Linked DNA regions of Homo sapiens: region 1 is linked to region 2. Evidence: chromatin loops called from intact Hi-C (ENCODE). Cell type or tissue: heart right ventricle. All regions are shown on one strand. Region 1 overlaps EFNA4-EFNA3 (EFNA4-EFNA3 readthrough). Region 2 overlaps KCNN3 (potassium calcium-activated channel subfamily N member 3).

The links. A loop is a pair of places that touch in the nucleus more often than their neighbours do. Peaks named below come from ENCODE experiments on the same cell type or tissue, not always from the same donor. Only the 100,000 strongest peaks of a DNase experiment are listed, where the experiment ranks them.
Region 1: a loop joins it to region 2, with 6 times the contacts of the local background. A loop is called at or near these places in 1 of 110 quality-filtered maps.

Annotation. Positions count from the first base shown.
Region 1 is chr1:155,066,022-155,068,521 of GRCh38, forward strand. All of the region lies in intron 1 of EFNA4-EFNA3 (EFNA4-EFNA3 readthrough), which reads left to right. EFNA4 (ephrin A4) reads left to right here. Exons shown (of 4, transcript NM_005227.3): 2 at 709-995; 3 at 1,351-1,419. It overlaps ADAM15-EFNA4 (ADAM15-EFNA4 readthrough), which reads left to right. Exons shown (of 26, transcript NR_176418.1): 24 at 709-995; 25 at 1,351-1,419. Among named protein-coding and RNA genes, the nearest start is that of DCST1-AS1, 3.3 kb to the left of the region's middle. In heart right ventricle, no CTCF peak of the experiment used is centred here; no DNase peak of the experiment used is centred here.
Region 2 is chr1:154,731,323-154,733,822 of GRCh38, forward strand. It overlaps KCNN3 (potassium calcium-activated channel subfamily N member 3), which reads right to left. Exons shown (of 8, transcript NM_002249.6): 4 at 1,681-1,822. Among named protein-coding and RNA genes, the nearest start is that of ADAR, 120 kb to the left of the region's middle. RefSeq lists an enhancer at 1-766. In heart right ventricle, no CTCF peak of the experiment used is centred here; no DNase peak of the experiment used is centred here; H3K27ac peaks cover 1,000 bases.

The DNA.
Region 1 (2,500 bases), 330 kb after region 2:
CACCGCGCCCAGCCTATTTATTTATTTATGGTAGAGACAGTCTCACCATGTTGCCCAGGCTGGTCTTGAACTCCTGGCCTCAAGCGATCCTCCCACCTCGGCCTCCCAAAGTGCTGGGATTCAGATGTGAGCCACCACACCTGGCCTCCCTCATTCTTTTTTTACCGTGACATTCTTTTCACCCTTGGGTTGAAGTCAGTCTAAAGGACAGTGTTCCTCACTTTATATCTGTTTGAGGAGACCTTTCCCAACCCCTGTTTCCACCTCTGTGTCTGCAGCTGCACTGTGTGCAACTGTACCTCCTGCCTCTCTGCCCAGCTTCTTCACAGCATCCATCCACCTGACATTGATCAAGCCTGGTGCTATACCACATTGAGTGTTGGGCACTGGAGCTAGAGAGGTGTGTGGCAGCTCCAGCCTGTAGGACAGGGTGTGGTGACCCTCCTTCTCACATCTAAGCTGTGTGGTTATGGGCACTGCAGGTCTTAGCCTCTCGGAACCTGTGAATCGATCATCTCATCCATTTCTTGCACTCTCTTTGTCTCTCAAGAGTTGTCAGTCTGGGAACCTCGGGCCTTCCTGAGCTGCTCCATCGCACATGGGTGGAGGAGAGGCTGGCAGGGGCCTCTGAGAAGGGGTGTCTCTGGCATCCATGGCCATGGCGTGGTGCCCTCCACTCCTCAGCCCACCCCTGCGTTATGCCTGCAGGTTGCTTCGAGGAGACGCCGTGGTGGAGCTGGGCCTCAACGATTACCTAGACATTGTCTGCCCCCACTACGAAGGCCCAGGGCCCCCTGAGGGCCCCGAGACGTTTGCTTTGTACATGGTGGACTGGCCAGGCTATGAGTCCTGCCAGGCAGAGGGCCCCCGGGCCTACAAGCGCTGGGTGTGCTCCCTGCCCTTTGGCCATGTTCAATTCTCAGAGAAGATTCAGCGCTTCACACCCTTCTCCCTCGGCTTTGAGTTCTTACCTGGAGAGACTTACTACTACATCTGTGAGTGGCCAAGGGCACACTGGACACCTCTTGTGTACCAGAAGGGTAGGGAGGGGGAAGGAGAGGCCTGGAAGGAGGAGGGGGCTGGGTCTCTAATGTACATCGGGTTGAGGTATGGGCTGAACTCAGGACTGAGGAGGGAAATGTCTAGAAAGGAGAAAGTAGGAGGAGCTAGGAAAGGGGGCCAGGGAGATGAGAGGACTGGATGGGGCCTGATACATGGGTGTGGCCCCAAAGTAAGGAAACGCTTTCCAGGGACCTGGAGAGAAGAAAACCTGGGAGGGTCTGAAACAGTCTGAGGCATACAAAGGGGTGACTCCCTGTGCTAACTTTTTCCCACTTTCCCACTACCCAGCGGTGCCCACTCCAGAGAGTTCTGGCCAGTGCTTGAGGCTCCAGGTGTCTGTCTGCTGCAAGGAGAGGAGTAAGTGGGTTGGGAGCATGGACCCTACTGGCTAATGTGGGGCCTTGGGAAGGAGGGAAGGAGTGAGAAGAATCTAGGAGGATCAGACTCCAGGGGTCCTGGTGAAGCTTCAAGCTGTGGTCTCTTCTCCCCATTTAGCCTTGAGGGAGCTTCTACTGCACCATCCTCTCCCCACTTCTGTTTTGTTTTGTTTTGGTTTTAGACGGAGTCTCGCTCTGTTGCCCAGGCTGGAGTGCAGTGGCTCGATCTCAGCTCACTGCAAGCTCCGCCTCTCTGGTTCACGCCATTCTCCTGCCTCAGCCTCCGGAGTAGCTGGGACTACAGGCACCCGCCACCACACCCGGCTAATTTTTTGTATTTTTAGTAGAGATGGGGTTTCACCGTGTTAGCCAGGATGGTCTCGATCTCCTGACCTTGTGATCTGCCCACCTCAGCCTCCCAAAGTGCTGAGATTACAGGCATGAGCCACCACCCCCAGCTCCCCCACTTCTTTTTTAAGAGACAGGGTCTTGCTGTGTTGCCCAGGCTGGAATGCAGTGGCACGATCATACCTCTCTGCAGCCTCAAACTCCTGGGTTCAAGCGATTCTCCTGCCTTAGCTTCCCGAGTAGCTGGGATTACAGGCATGTGCCACCACAACTCACAACTGGCTAAATTACTTTTTATTTTTTGTAGAGATGGGATCTCAGGCTGGCCTTGAACTCCTGGCCTGTGTTGCCCAGGCTGGTCTTGAACTCCTGACCTCAAGAGATCCTCCTGCCTCCCAAAGCACTGGAATTACAGGCGTGAGCCACCATGTCTTGTGTGGCCTCACTGCACACTTTTTTTTTTTTTTTGAGACAGAGTCTCGCTCTCGCTCTGTCGCCCAGGGCTGGAGTACAGTGGTGCGATCTCAGCTTACTTCAACCTCACCCTCCTGGGTGCAAGCAATTCTCCTGCCTCAGTATTCCGAGTAGCTAGGACTACAGGTGTGTGCCACCCAGCTGATTTTTTTTTTTTTTTTTTTTTTTTTTTTTTTTTTAGTAGAGACAGGGTTTCACCGTGTTGGCCAGGCTGGTCTCAAACTCCTGGCCTCAAGTGA
Region 2 (2,500 bases):
CCCGTGATTTATCACAACCCCAGCGCTAAGCTTTTTGTCATTAGCTGCTGTCGTAGGACCTGCCTGCTAATAGGGACCTGCCCTGGACTGGAGTCAGAAAGGAGGAGAGAGCCTGGCCCCTCCTGCTCAGCAGGCTGACTGCCCCAAGCCTGGGTCTGACCGTCTGGTCCACCAATATCAGCCCCAGGAAGCCAACAAGACGGAGTGGGGTGGGGAGTGGGGGCAGCCCCCAGCCGCTGTGAGGCGTTCACTCAGACCCTGCAGGAAGACCTGCGGCCCTCCCTTTGCACTGCAGAAAGGGGTCACTGCCCTTCCAGAAAGAGGGTCTTCATCTCTTCTGGAGGCAACGGGGGTGACAAATGGAATCTGAGGGATCACTGCAAGGAAGGATTTTCACAAAGGTGTGAGGGGGGCTGTGGACGGGGGGCTGTCCTTGGGAGGGTTGCGGTCTCCAGCCATGGAGACCCAGAGCCACACCACAAGCAGCCTGACCACTTCTCACCCCGCCACCTCCCCCAACACTACCCAGGCTTAGATGTGCTTTCCTCTTTCAGCCTCAGTTTCCTCCTCTGAAAAAAGTGTCCAACCCTGGTCTGACACTGTTCTAGGATTCCAGGACGAAGGCCAAAGAGCAGCAGCTGCCTGTCCTGGACCCAAAGTGCAATGAGGCCCAGGGAACACTTCACCAATTTGCAACTGAAGGACACTGAGGACACCACCAACACTGACCTGTGTGTGGCCGCTTCTCGTTTTCAAAGCACTTTAACATAAATCATTGCATTTGGTCCTTGCACAAACCAATGGGGAGGGCAGGGCAGGCCCTCCATCTCCACTTTCCCCTGGAGGATGCTCAGGTCCAATATGCAGAGTGCCTGGCCCAGGGTCCACAGTGAGCAGAAACTCAGACCCCACATCCCTCTCATAAGCCACACTGTGATGGCCATGTGACAGGTGAGAGTGTGTGCCTCCGCGAGAGTGTCGAGTGTGGGTGGTAGGGCACTGGGCAGGAGAGATACACCTTGAAAGGGCACGGCACACCTGCTGGGCACCTGGAGATGGGATCACAGCCTTGCCAAATGCCAGTGCTGCAAAGCACTTGGCACTCAGAGCCCAGCCCCTCCATAGGCAGAGGTGGAAGCAGAAGCCTGGGAAAGGCAAGAGCCAGCCCAGGGCCATGTGGACAGCCCCGTCCAGGACTCAGGTCCCAAAGGCCGACTCAGTGCTCTTTCCCCAGTCCCTGCTTCTGTGAGTTCCAGCTAAACATGATCAGAAATGGTGCCAAGGTCAGTGGGACCAAGGCAACAGGAAGGAGGACAATAAACTGCAAGCTCCAGTGCTCACTGGAGGTGAGCAAACTGGGTGGCTGCACAGCAGTGGGGTGGGCATCAGAGCATTGGGCCAGGACCAGCTTCACCCAGCCCATTTTGAGGGAGCTGTGAATAGACCATTAACTGCCAGGAGTCCAGGTCTCATTCTTACCTTAGAAAAGTTAACTGAAAAGTGAGAAACCATTGCAGATTTCCCACCTGACATTTTATGTGTAGGGGACACACATGCAGGTCGGTTAACTAACAGCCACCCCCCGCTCTGCGGCTAGGAAGGCCCCTATGTGCTTGCAAGAAAGAGTTCAGCTCTTTGCCACATTTTAAGGGTAGGGAATGGGGAGAGGCGGGTACTCACCATGATGCCAGTGAGGAGACAGACACCTTTCCCACAGTATGTGTGGGGCACCATGTCCCCATAACCAATGGAAAGGAATGTGATGGAGATGAGCCACATGGCACCCAGAAAGTTACTAGTTACGTCCTGCTGGTCATGGTACCTGCCAATGGGAAGACAGGAGTTAGTCGATGAACAGCCATTCCTGGGAGTAAGGGCTGTGGGCAAACCTAGAGCGGGGAAGGAAATGAGATATTTTGCTGAGGAAGAGGCAGCAGTGACGGTGGCTCACACAGATCTCTTTAGGCTACTGAAGGGGCTGCAACTGTGCCCACCCAGGTCCCACCTGCAGCCCCCCGTCCCGTTGGCCTCCCGCCATGAGCTTGGTCCCAGAGATAAAATGTTTTGTCATGATTTGCACCTCATTGTAGACATCCTTTTAGTGTTGGTAAGATAGCTTTGGATGAAATCATGCAGTAATAAAATTCAAATTTTCCCTTCCAAGCCGACAGTCTAAATGTATGTGGATGTGATTAATCTGAAATCACAAGCTCCTGAACAGGGAAAATGTCAAAAAAAAATTACCAAACATATTCAGCGATTTCCTCTAAGAAAGTTGAAGCATCTCAAAGACTGGCATCTCCCGGGGGTCTGGAGGGAAGCTGTGGTGGTTGGGGCTCTCGTGGAGCTGTCTCTAGAGGGGGCTCTGGGGTGTCCACAGAGGCCTCCCTTTCTGAGTCAGACAGGGGCTTGTAGCTGCCCCGCCCTGGGAGGAACCAACTGGAAACATCAGCACCATTTCCTCTGCCCGGATGCCTATTCCACCCCATCCCCTTCCTCC